2 separate regions of the Homo sapiens genome follow, and region 2 is linked to region 1. A link is a contact called in ENCODE Hi-C or POLR2A ChIA-PET data. All regions are on one chromosome and are shown on one strand. The core of a region is the stretch at or near the end of the contact, and the rest is flanking DNA. Distances in the headings are between cores, read along the strand shown. Region 1 overlaps MIR3681HG (MIR3681 host gene). Region 2 overlaps MIR3681HG (MIR3681 host gene).

Region 1 (7,067 bases), core at 3,265-5,764:
TGACAGGCAATTTACAACTCTGATTAGGCCCTACTTTCTGCTTGTGCAGATTTTTAGTGTTAACCAGAAATAAGGTATATAGAAACTTTTCAAAGCTCTCTATGAACATACCATTCTCTGGCTTTTCTTTTTAAATTTTTTTGGTCAGCCTTTTTTCAGACCCAACTTATATTACTGCCTCATGCAACTGTGATGTTAAACAATCACCATTTACTGTTTGCAACAAATTTCCCAGGTATAACATTGTTTTCTAAAGCAAGCCCTACATTAGGTAAAATGAAGAGAAGCCCTTCTAAAATGTGAATAGAGCATTTTACAGAGCTCCCAGACAGGGAAAATTATAATTATCAGAGAATGGGGCTTTCAGGGAGCTTTAAACCCATTCTGCTCACTCTAGTGAATTCTAGATGGATGGGTTTTTAAAGCTGTTATTGTCATAAAGCTGTTTTTTGTTTTCATTTATGTTTTGAGAGAGACAAGGTCTTGCTCTATTAGTCAATCCAGAGTGCAGTGGCATTACCAGGGTTCACTACAGCCTTGACCTCCTGAGCTCAAGTGACCCTCCCACCTCAGCTTCCCAAGTAGCTGGGACCACAGGAACATACTAGTGTGCCCAGCGAATTTTTTTCGTTTTTTTCTAGAGATGGGGTCTTACTTTGCTGTCCAGGTTGGTCTGAAATTCCTGGCCTCAAGTGATCTTCCTGTCTCAGTCTCCCAAACTGCCCCTTAAATATTCAGCAAAAACTGGAAGCAACCAAGATGTCTTTCAGTAAGTAAATGAAAAAATAAACTTAGGTACATTCATACAGTGGAATAATATGAAATAATATTTTGCAATAAAAGGAATGTTCTATCAAAGCCATGCCACAAATAAAGAATTAATCTTCTCTGTGTGTCATTAAGTGGAAGAAGCCAATCTGAAAAAAGGATAAATACTATAAACTTAAGTTTACATAATCTTTTGCAAAAGGCAAAACTTCAGAGATGGTAAGAAGTCAGTGTTCCAGGGTTTTGGGTAGGGAGGAGGGTTAAAGAAATAAAGCAAGGGGATATTTTAGGTAGGGGAAACTATTCTGTATGATACTGGAAGGATGACTATTTTACGTTATGTATGATCAAAACCCATGGAAATTCACAGCACAGAGAATGGAACTGAATGTATACAATTTTGAAAAAGAAATCATATAGGAGGTTGGTTCAGCAACCTTAGTTCTAGCAGGAAATGCAGACTGTCACAAAGATAATCTAGTTGTATTTCAAATGTATGAGATAATCTCACTGAAGGCTACAGGGAAGGTGAAGGAAGATGCTACCCTAATCAACTTTGGAAATGAGTGATTACTACAAGAACAAAGGCAAAAGCAACTGTACATAAGACCTATACTCTAGTTGATAAAGTAGTTTCCAGTGAGGCTACAGGTTAATAATACTGATACAGTTATAAATATATACAAAAATTGAGCCATTGGTAAATGGATGGTGGATTGTGGAGGCCTCGTTTTTTAACTGTTGAAGTAGACAAGCAAAAGGAAAAAGCTAGAATCATCCATGTGGCAATAGATTAGAGTTGGAGACATGAGTGCAAACTCATGTTTAGCTTAGTATAGATACAGATAGTTAAATGTAGAAATATATACAGATATGTTTATATAAGTGGGTTGGTATACACATGTACGTCTCCTTGCTCTGTTGGCCAAGAGGGTGTAGAAACAATGACACCCCAATTGAATGAGTATAACTAGTGCCCAGATTTGGGGTTCTAATACCATTCTTTTTTTTTTTTCTTTTGAGATGGAGTCTTGCTGTGTCACCCAGGCTGGAGTGCAGTGGCGTAATCTTGGCTCACTGCAACCTCCTCCTCCCTGGCTCAAGCGATTCTCCTGCTTCAGCCTCCCTAGTAGCTGGGACTACAGGCATGTGCCACCAAGCCTGGCTAATTCTTTTGTATTTTTAGTAGAGATGGGGTTTCACCATGTTAGCCAGGATGGTCTCGATCTCCTGACCTCGTGATCCGCCCGCCTCGGCCTCCCAATGTGCTGGAATTACAGGCATAAGCCACTGCGCCTGGCCTCTAAAACCATTCTTGAAGAAAAAGAACCAGGGCTTCTTGGAGATATGGCTGGTTCTAGCACTGGAGTAGGGAATGCACAAAATGAGCTTGGAGCATCTTGTAATGCCAGAAAGTAGAAATGCTTAATACACACACACACACACACACACACACACACACACACACATTGATGGGGTGTTTTAGAGGAACACAGGAACCAACTGAAAGAGTTCCCAGCGGCAGAAGCTGGAACAACTTGGCAAAAGAAAAGAATAAATCATTGTGGTGTTATAACCAAAATATAAAATAAATATCAAGAAAGCCATAGTAAGACAAAAAAGATTGAATACATAAAATAATAATGGGGAAAAATAAACAAATATCTCTAGTATTTGTGAATGACTGAGTTAATGTTATCTATAAATAATATCATTTGATATTTTGAATAAAAAAATTTAAGCCCTAAAAGGATTATTATGCTACTTTTATAAGAATTTTTCTATTAACAACCGTATCTGAAATTTGCAGGTTAAAATTTCAAAGTCCTATGACAGTCCTTTTCTGTCATTTCTGGAAACACACTTGCTAAATTAACTTTGAGTTTAAAGTGCCGTCAAGCACCCAAAAAACTGCTATTGCTGGACTGATGCCAAAGGTTCCCAATTTCTAGGTGTCAGGTGTGTTTGGATAGAGGCTTCAGTTCAAGTTTATTTGTTCTATGACAACAATTTTAAAAATCGTACCTATCTCTGAGCCTTCAGGCCTATCACAGACACAAGAAATTCCACATCTTGTGAAAAATGTGTCATTTGCATGGCATTTTCCCTTTGAGAATATGTGTGTGCACTTTCTGTGCCAAAGACAGTAGAAAGTGTAACAGAGCATGTGCTGGGTGAGGGAATGAGCTGCGGCTGAGCAATGCACTTCAACTGCTTGTGGAAACTCTCGACTGGGGATTGTCTGTTTCTTCCCTTTAGATCAACAAAGAAGTATCCAGTTTACTCAAAGTACCAGTGTTGAATCTGTGCAAAACATTGAGTCCTTTGTCTGATTCAAAACCCACATCTCTTGTATTAAGCATGTAATTATGCACCATAATAATGTCTCACGTTTTCCCAAGATTTTATATTTAACCAATTTCATGTCAATTATATCACTGAACACTAATTCCCTTTCCCCATCCTGTCCCATTCTCTTGCACTGCCAACTCTTCCCTCAGAACACATACTCAAGAAGCATGGAATGTTGACCATGTTTGGAGGTTGAGGAAACGGACATTTGCAGAGGGTGAATGATGCCCCAAAGTTAGAGAAACACCAACTAGAGAAGCAACTGTGTAAACAGACTATGAGCTGATGGTTTTGTTTTTAGGGACACAGCTCAAATTCCCTAGGACTGTGCTTTGCTTATAGTACACCATTAGATGGAAGCCCAGCTCTTGCACAGTGATTTCTGGCACCTCTGAGTGTAGAAGTATTTCTCCTTCTTCAATCTCCCTCCATACCTGCCTCCCCAGGCTCCATAAACTTCTCCCTTATGATGCCCTGCCATCTGCTATTTCCAGAATCCACTCACAGATGTGCCTCTTCTACCAATAAACTGTGAGCATGTGAAGGGCAGTGCCCATGGCTGACTCTTCCCTGTATCTGTTGACCCCACCCCAAGTATTAATGTAGGTCCTGGGGCGGAATGATGTTTGATAAGTGAGCATGAAACAGGACCCATTACGGCGAGCAGTTTAAGATGAGGAAAATTAAGAGTTGGAAGGGAACTAATATGTATTGATCCCCTATGCATGCCAGGCTATAGCCTCAGTCCTTTACAGTTATTCTCCACTAATTTCTGACTTCCTATTACCATCCTCATCATAAAGAGGAAGAAAATCCCACTCAGCGAGATTAAGTCATTTGCCAGTCATCAGGATTTGCATCCAGATTGGGCAATTCCCTAATCGGTACTCTTTGTACTAAAAGACAACCCCAGGTGAATTGGCAGGATCCAAAGACTAATCCTATTTATATTCATCACAGGAGCATAATGTACCAAATACCTGAGAAGAAACAGGATAGGAAATTTTCTGTGTGTATTTTATCTGTGCAGGGAGCATTGGGGTCTATTTTCATTGGCTTTATCCCCCTTTTTTTTACTTAAAACTAATAACAACTGAATATTTTCCACTGGCGTATAAATGGATGTCTCAATTGCAAAGGTGCCGACAGCTCAGTCTTACTTAACTTTCAGTTTAGGTATCCACCCTGCATTGCACAATCATCAAATGAGATATGATGCAATTTTTTTTAAACAGACTTTGCAAAACAAGTATTGAGTAACCAGAATCTCTTTTTCCTTGTATGTGCCTAGCAACCTTGCAGGTCTGTTTGACAGGAAAAATTTGCCCTTGGACAGCAATTCAGAAAGATACTTAAAGGCTGAGAAAAGCATGAGGCTCTGGAGTGTCGCAATCAGTGGGTCAGGCTGATTAACCAAAAAGGAAGTGCTTGGGCTCCCCCGTTGCTCCGCCCCTCTCTGTGTAAGGCAGCAGGGTCAGAGAGAGAAGCCAAATTTATCTGACACATTCCTCTGTTTACTTTGTGGACTGTAGAGCTTGGTGAAAAGCTTTCTCAGATATATATATTATATATAATATATATTATATATATTATATATTATATATATATTATATATATATTATATATATTATATATATTATATATATTATATATTATATATATAATATATATATATTATATTATATATATTATATAATATATAATATATTATATATTATATAATATATTATATATATTATATATTATATAATATATATATACACACACACGTACATATATGTATGTGTATATATAGTATATATGTATATATATAGTATATATGTATGTGTATATATAGTATATATATATGTATGTATATATATAGTATATATATTATTGTTAAAAGAATGATGCAACATTGCAGAAATTTTTGAAAAGTGAAAAATTAATCATGCATCATTTCATCACCCCAACAAATGTGTTTTCGGTTTTATTTATTTCCTTCCAGGCGTCCTCCTCATTCATACATATTTTACACACTGGGACAGAATCCAGGAAACACCATCTGCTGAGCACTATTTGGTCAGAAACTGGACTCAATGATTTAGATTTTTAATCAAATTTATTTCTGACAAAATTCCTCCAAGGTCAAAAGATTGTCTCCATTTTACAGATTAAAATGCAACCACTACCTAAGAAAATATTAGTACCTGCCTGAAGTTCCCGGGTCAAGTCATGAATCTGGGATTCAAATACAGTTTTGTTTGCCCACAGAACCAGTGGTTTATTCTACATCGTCACTCAGCTTTATATTTTTCTTATTTACCATTATATATAAGTATGTTATTTTATGATACTCATCTATATTAATATGTTAATATATGTAATCTAAGTACTAATGATGTGTCACCATTTACTCTACAATATTAAGTTTTGGAGCAGATATTAATCTCAGCCTGCAAAAAATCAATTTTGCAAGAATGTAATTGTATTTTCTGTACATGGGCAATATTCATTTCAAACCTCTGTTTTGCTACATGGTAGAAACTTAATCTCATCAATTGGGGACTTACACTCCTGAAACCTGTAAAATTCCAGAGATTGTTTTTGTGTTCCATGTTCTTAATTAGTGCCATGCTTGGGTAAAAAGCCACGCATGTGGCTTTTATGTTTACCTCTCTCCATTGTAACATCCCCTGGGATGGCCTGATACCCTTCCAACTCCTAGTTATCGGTCCTTAAATGCCACTGCGCATCCTCCTTTGCCCGACTGCAAAGCCTGTGCACTTCCGGCTTAAAGTAGCCACTCCTAGGCCTCTCTTCAGAGCAAGAAACAGGAGTAGCAGGACTGAGTGAATTGGTTTTCCACGCCTTCATGGCTCTGGCTTTCCATGGTCTTGCTTTCTCATTAGTTGGATTCCTATTTACAATGGATCTGCTGCATTTCCAAAGAAGACTCTCAGCCACATGCTACAAAGTTATCAGCAGCGGCTGTGATGATTGGGATGAAACGTGGGATGTGTCAAGGCAAGAGAGGACACTCAAGTGGTGGCTCACACCTGTAATCCCAGCACTTTGGGAGGCCGAGGCAGGCGCATCACGAGGTCAGGAGATCGAGACCATCCTGGCTAACCCAGTGAAACCCCGTCTCTACTAAAAATACAAAAAAAAAAAAAAATTAGCCAGGCGTGGTAGCGGGCGCCTGTAGTATGAGCTACTTGGGAGGCTGAAACAGGAGAATGGCGTGAACCCGGGAGGTGGAGCTTGCAGTGAGCTGAGATCACGCCACTGCACTCCAGCCTGGGCAACAGAGCGGGACTCCGTCTCAAAAAAAATAAAATAAAATAAAATAAAAAAGAAAAGAAAAAAAAAGAAGTGTAGCCTCCTTACAGATGACCAGTGAGTGGATGCATTTTATTAGTTCTCTGGAGAAACAGAAACTATAGGATGAAGATGTAGATATATAAAAATGAGATTTATTTTAAGAAATGGCTCTGATGATTGTGGGGGCTTGGAGAGTCCAAAATTTGATAGGGGAAGCTGGCAGGCTGAAAACGGGAAAGAGTTTCAGTTTGAGTCCAAAGACAGTCTTCCAGAGAATTCCTTCTTGCTGGGAGAAGGGAAAGTCAGTCTTATCAGTCTTACATTCTATTCAGTCCTTCAGTTGGTTGGTTGAGGCCCACTTATAAATGTGGAGCACCATGAGCTTTACTCAAAGTCCAGCATTTTAAATCTCACCGAAAACACCCTCACAGAAACATCCAGAATAATGTTCTATGACATATCTGGGCACTGTGACCCAGACAAGTTGACACATAAAATTAACCATTACAGCATCCCTTGCATGAGCTGGCACCATAAACATAAACAGCAAAAAGGGGATACCTCCCCGAGGCCCCCCCGCCGGGACACCTCCCCGAGGCTCCCCCGCCGGGACACCTCCCCGAGGCTTCTCTGCCGGGATAACT
Region 2 (6,608 bases), core at 152-2,651, 99 kb before region 1:
TCTTATTTATAGCTAACAAAATGCATACATTAGTTAGGAGAGAGGAATGAAAATAGTCTGTCAATTACTTTTGTGCTCACAAACTATGCTAGACATTTCAAGTTCTTCATTCAAAATTCCATAGCATCTGTTTAAGATAGTAGCTACTTACTTCATCTCACAGGTGTGCCACTAAGGCTTAGAAAGGTGAAGCATCTCGCCAATGTCACATAGGTAGTAACTGGAAGAATCAAAGCTTAATCCAAAGTTGCTTGGCTGCAAACTTATTTTTGGGTTTTCAAATGTGCACTAAAAGCACTGGCTAGGCTGGTTGGGGAGAAACCGAAGAAGAGGAACTCATGTAGAACAGGGAAACTATTGGACCAGCCAAAGCTGCTTAACCTTTTCTGCTGTAATAAAATGTTCAAGGGTACCATGGCCTTAGTCAGCGGCATCTGAATCCACTCTTACGAAGCTGTGATTCTGTGACATGCTTGATAGACACTTATCTGAGTCTATCAATTAAAGCTTCAGCAAACTCTGTCCAGATGTATTTTCATCTATAGTTTTAAGACAAATTATTATTTAATGTCAGTCTTTTTTCCTGTAAATGTGTACACCATGCTAAGTGCTTTACATGCTTAGCATCGGTCAATCTTCACAACAGCTCTGTGCTGTGGCTTGTTATCCTCATCCAACAGATGTGAAAACCAAGGATCCTTCCAAGCTTGCACGGCCAATTTTGGTGGAACCACAATTAAGATGCAAGTTGGTTTAACTCTGAAACCTGTGTTTCTTCATGAAATTGTGCCACGATTTCATTAGGAGAAGCCCTCTTGCAGGCCCCTTTCGTATTTAACGAATAATCCATACTTCATGGTTTCTGCTGCTTTTCTTTTCCTGGAGGATTTTATTAAGAAATCCATTTGTCTTTGCACCCTGGGAGCTGCTTCCTCCTGCTGTCTGACTCAGGCTTTTCAGCCTATTTGCACCTCAAATCCCTCATTAGGGAATCCAGGCTGGGGAGAGTTCTAGGCACAGTTTAAAAGGTTTTGCTCCCCCCACCCTGCCCGCCCACCCCTTCCTATTTTTGCTTTTATTTTTAACTGCACTTCTTTCTGACAGGAACTCTGTTTGTCCTGACTTGAGTCTGATGTTATGAGTCACTGGGGAGATATAATATGCTGATTGCTGAACCAGGTTATTATTTTTTCTTTTTCTATGACTCATTCTCTTCAAAATCTCTAATTTATGATAAAAGTCAGTAAGATGTAAGCACAGAAAATGTTCCTAATGGGCTGTCTTATTAGGTTTGGGCCCACTTTGTCTAGTTTAACTCTTGAGATGAACAATGTAATTCAGTGTCCCCCTTAGAAAGATCTGGGGCCGGTGGGCCATGGCTCCTCCCACACCACTGCCAGGCAGGGCAATGAGCAGTGCTAGGGCTCCACTCATAGGAAGAGTTCAACCTGTGGACCCAGTTGAAAGAAGAGAAAGCTTCTGATGAGATACTACTAGTGCTGCCCACATATGTGCATCACAAGGACATAGAGCCATAAAAACCTATCCTGCTTTACAATGTTTCTAATGAAGGAACATTATAAGTCATCATCCCCTTAAAATGCCACCCCAAAATGGGGCAAACGCATATGCAAAATACAAACATAGCTCACAAGATGACAGTGTAAACTAAGAAAATCTACTCAGACGTAGAAAGAGATGGGGATTTTTTATGATCCACTTTGTTATGTAAACAAAGAGTCAGACTGTTAGACCAGGACAAGATTTTCAAGGTCTCATTCAATGCACGACCACTTTTCATAGCCCCTTGGACAGATGCAGCCAGTAATGGGGAGCTCCCTGTGTTCTCAACTATTTAACCATTTGAAGTTCATTGGTGAATAATTGAACACTTACCCTGTGCCCCGATGTCTCCTAGGAACCAGAGATGCAAATGTGATAATGATGTCTCTAAACTGCCCTGGTCTTAGGAGGACAAACTCCTGACTCTTCTTCAGCAACCCCCGCTGTGTCCCTTCTTAGCCTTGCCCAAGCCTGTTTAACCTGCGCCGGACCCACAGCATGAGGCTGAGGCAGCTTCTAAGCTGCTATAGATGTGGCCTTTAGTCCGCTGGGTTGCTCTTTTGTGTCAGCCTCTGCCTGGTGACACAGCTTGTCAGTGCCACTGCTTGGGATCTGCCGCAGTGCAGCAGCTGGAATGAATCACACGCCTCTTCCAATTTCAGTGGTCTTCTGTTGTTATGGACTGAGTTCTGTCCCCCTAAAATCCGCATGTGGAAGTAGTCGTAACCCAATGTGACTGTATTTAAAGATAGGGTCTTTAAGGAGATAATTAAGCTTATTTAATTTTTTATTCATGTAAGTTTACAGGATATAAGTGTAATTTTTTTGCATGTATAGATTACATAGTGGTCAAGTCAAGGCTTTTAGGGTACCCATTGCCTGAATAGCATACGCTGTACCATTAAGTAATTTCCCATCCTCTACCAATTTAATTAAGTTTAAATGCTGTCAAAAGAGTGGGAAGCTAATCCGATAAGACCTGTGTCCTTATTAAAAGAGGAAGAGACACCAGGAATGTGCAAACAAGGATGAAAGGTCACATAAGGACACAGTGAGAAGGTGACCATCTGCAAGCCAGGAAGAAGCCAACCCTGCTTCACCTTCATCTTCAACTTTTATCCTCTAGAACTATGAAAAGATTAATCAAGTCACTCAATTTGTGGTATTCTTTTCCAGCATCCCACGGGGGACTACCACACCTCTTTATCATCATTCTCTTGTCCAACAGAAACTCTTTTTGGGGAGATAAATGTCTTGGTCTTGGCCATCAGGCCAGGTTCCATCTTACTCCATCTAGCACCAAATGGACATCCATGTTGTTTGTCTTGATTTGGTGCAGAAGTAATGGTGGTGTTTGCATTGTGCAATTTGATCTTTGATATTGGAATACATTCTGAAACAAATGTGGTTATGTTACACATCATTCTAATGTGCATTTCTCACTTTATGTTTTTTTGCTAATGACTTATTACTTGCTGTTTATTTTATATTTATTTTAGACTATGAAAATTATGTTAGACAAAAAGCAAATTCGAGAGATTTTATTTGAGTTCAAAATGGGTTGTAAAGCATCAGAGACAACTTGCAACATCAATAACGCATTTGGCCCAGGATCTGCTAATGAACGTACAGTGCAGTGGTGGTTCGAGAAGTTTTGCAAAGGGGACGAGATCCTTGAAGATGAGGAGTGTAGTGGCCGGTCATCACAAGCTGACAACAGCCAATTGAGAGCAATCATCAAAGCTCATCCTCTTATAACTACATGAGAAGTTGCTGAAGAACTCAACCACGACCATTCTGCGATTGTTCAGCATTTGAAGAAAATTGGAAGGGTGAAAAAGCTTGGCAAGTGAGTGCCTCACGAGTTGAGTGAAAATGTAAAAAATCGTTATTTTGAAGCATTGTCTTATTCTACACAAAAACAACAAACCATTTCTCAATCGGATTGTGACATGCGACAAAAAGTGAATTTTATTTGACAACCAGCAATGACCAGCTCAGTGGTTGGACAGAGAAGAAGCTCCAAAGCACTTCCCAAAGCCAAACTTGCACCAAATAAAGGTCATGGTCACTATTTGCTGGTCTGCTGCTGGTCTGATCCGCTACGGCTTTCTGAATCCTGGCGAAACCATTACATCCAAGAAGTATGATCAGCAAATCAATGAGATGCACCGAAAACTGCAATGCCTGCAGCCAGCATTGGTCAACAGAAAGGGGCCCAATTCTTCTCCATGAAAACGCCGGACCACACATCGGACAACCAACACTTCAAAAGTTGAACGAATTGGGCTATGAGGCTCTGCTTCATCCACCATATTCAACTGACCTCTCCCAATCAACTACCACTTCTTCAAGCTTCTTGATGACTTTTTGCCAGGAAAATGCTTCCACAACCAGCAGGATGCAGAAAATGCTTTCCAAGAGTTTGTTGAATCCCAAAGCGTCGATTTTTACACTACAGGAATAAACAAATTTCTTATTGGTAAAAAGTTCTTGATTGTAATGGCTCCCATTTTGATTAATAAAGATGTGTTTGAGCCTAGTTATAATGATTTAAAATTCATGATCCGAAACAGCAATTATTTTTGCACCAACCTAGTAACCGTGGTTTTTAGTACCAAAGACAAATCTGTCTTTCTTGTCTCTTCCTTTTTGTTAGTTCCGCTTTTATTCAGCCACCAAAGATCTTTTCTTAGTATTCCTCTTTCTGACTTCAGAAATCACTATTTCTTCCATCTTTTTGCCAAAAGACGTTTGTTTTCAATTTTTATGAGCAGACTTGAAATAGCTTTGCATTTTTCTTCAAAGATATCATGACCCCTAACCTCCCCAAACAAAAGAAGAAGCTTCCGGGCCTGGCGCGGTGGCTCACGCCTGTAATCCCAGCACTTTGGGAGGCCGAGGCAAGCAGATCACGAGATCAGGAGATCAAGACCATCCTGGCTAACACGGTGAAACCCCGTCTCTACTAAAAATACAAAAAATTAGCCAGGCGTGGTGGCGGGCGCCTGTACTCCCAGCTACTCGGGAGCCTGAGGCAGGAGAATGGCGTGAACCCGGGAGGCGGAGCTTGCAGTGAGCCGAGATAGCGCCACTGCACTCCAGCCTGGGCGACAGAGCGAGACTCTGTCTCAAAAAAAAAAAAAAAAGAAAAAGCTTTCCTACAGTTCATAGTTTAATGATGGAGACACCTGTAGAAAAACGTTCAAAGGATGAGCCAAGGAGGGCTATACAGGGCAAGTGACTTCTTCCGTCTGGTGGCATTCAAGCAGATTTCACAGTGAGAGGGGTAGTTAAGCTGCGCCTTGAAGGGTAGGTGAAAGGTTATGGGTGAAGAAGAGAGGAAAAGGGTCCCAGTAAGGGGAATAGCACGTGAAGCTGCAGGGAGACATAGAAAAGGCACATTTGAACAAGAGTGAGTGAACTCCTGTGGTTGCAGCCCAGGGTTCTAGATGTGAAGGAAGGGCTGGGGAGGTGGCGCCAGGTGGGATGTGATTATGTCGGATTTACCAGCATCTTTAGGACCTGCCTGCCCTGCAGGTGTGTGAGGAGCAGTTCCTGAGCTATCTGAGCTTGTCTTTCTTCTGAAAAAGGCTTGAATAGATGACCAGTGAATGGCATAGTGGTTTTGGCCAGCAGCACTTGGTATTGAGGAGGAAGTTCTGGGTAAAACAGCTTCTTCTCATTCTTTTCATATATGTTTGTGTGTTGATGAAATGGCAGCAAAATTTTTTTGAAAAGTAAACTTCGCTTCTCCTTGAGAGGCTCTCACTGATATTTTTACTGTCTAATCAAGGCACAGTGAGGCAGGCTATGCAACTTTTTCAGATCCCCCACCTGGTAGATAATGGAGCATGAAGTCAGACTCAGATCTTTATGGCTCCAAAGCTGTGCTCCTTCCACCATGTTCCCTTCCTCAAACGTGGAATGACATTTTTGTAGAAAAATAAAGGCAATTCGATACATTGTGCTCATTTATTTTGCTAACCTTAGGAAAATGTCCAACAGTTGCCTGAATTACCTATGACAAAAACATTTCCACCGCAATCTCCTCCACTCTTTGGAGTGAGTTAAGTGGATTTCTGTAATTACCTTAATGGGTGTATATGTTTTGAAAAACAGCATACATAAGGTGCTTAAGCCAATACCTGTTACAGTATTTGTTCAATAAATGTTGACTATTACTAATATGAATAAATAATATTGTATATATATTCCCAATGTATATATAGATATATGGAAATTTTTTAAAATGCAGTGCTCATAAAGCATTTCTTTTATTCAGCCAATATTCCCTGAGCTCCGATATCTTCTAGGCCCTTAGATTGGAGATTACACCTTTGTGGAACTCACAGACGAAGAGGGGCTAGGAATCACTGAGACCTTATTAGCAAAATGCCATGGCAAGTGCTATAATCTTTGATAATCTCTTCAGATGACAATAATTTTATAATATTTTCTATTAAGAAAAGGGAAAGAGAACTCAAGGTCTTTCCTTTTGCATAGTCGGTTGATTCCTTTAACTTCTGTTACTTTCAAACTCCCTATCAGTAAGGCCATGAAAATGTTTACTGTTGTCAAATTTGGAAAAAAACACATCACATTGATTTCAAAGATATAAGATTTCAAGCCACTTCACATTTTCTTGTGTAGCAACCATTCTCAAAATCTTTGATTAGACAAACTTCATTAACTAGCTTTTTAAGAAGCCTTTGTTGCAATGGCGTGTTATGAATTTGCTATTTTGACGATGTCAGTATTTCCAGTCAAATCAGTAGGAAACTTAAATAGTCACTTTCATAATTATATTTTATCTAATTCCCTTCGAAAAGAAAACAATGTGGGGTGTTTTAATTGTATATGCTGTATAATTAAGCATATTCTGAGACAGATAGAACTCCTGTTTCAAATTATCTGCTTGCAGTTTTACATGTTTGATGATTGAAAGCATTTTCCACAGATTAGCTTCTGAGCCTTCACATTTCAAAACCTGTTTCTCCTCTGCTCCCCGAACATTTCTGCAGCCTTGGGGCAAGCTTGTATTG

Evidence for each region. Hi-C counts contacts between places; a loop is a spot of excess contacts on that map. ChIA-PET counts read pairs that join two places held with the same protein, here RNA polymerase II (POLR2A). Pooled maps may share reads with other maps.
Region 2: a loop to region 1 is called in a map of naive thymus-derived CD4-positive, alpha-beta T cell, with 1.8 times the contacts of the local background. The contact joins two enhancer-like sites. A Hi-C loop is called at or near these places in 1 of 168 maps with a recorded cell type or tissue (naive thymus-derived CD4-positive, alpha-beta T cell), 1 of 37 single-sample maps with no recorded cell type and 8 of 50 pooled maps. POLR2A ChIA-PET finds 5 or more read pairs at or near these places in 4 of 52 experiments (CD4-positive, alpha-beta T cell, activated CD4-positive, alpha-beta T cell, naive thymus-derived CD4-positive, alpha-beta T cell and 1 more).

Annotation. Positions count from the first base shown.
Region 1 is chr2:12,453,883-12,460,949 of GRCh38, reverse strand. The region is part of intron 4 of MIR3681HG (MIR3681 host gene); the gene reads right to left. All of the region lies in intron 1 of LOC105373431 (a long non-coding RNA gene), which reads left to right. Among named protein-coding and RNA genes, the nearest start is that of MIR3681, 260 kb to the right of the region's middle. Within about 2 kb of position 4,514, at least 27 of the 41 ENCODE cell types and tissues checked have a DNase peak (open chromatin) inside an H3K27ac peak, as active enhancers do.
Region 2 is chr2:12,549,910-12,556,517 of GRCh38, reverse strand. The region is part of intron 4 of MIR3681HG (MIR3681 host gene); the gene reads right to left. Among named protein-coding and RNA genes, the nearest start is that of TRIB2, 160 kb to the left of the region's middle. Within about 2 kb of position 1,401, at least 5 of the 41 ENCODE cell types and tissues checked have a DNase peak (open chromatin) inside an H3K27ac peak, as active enhancers do.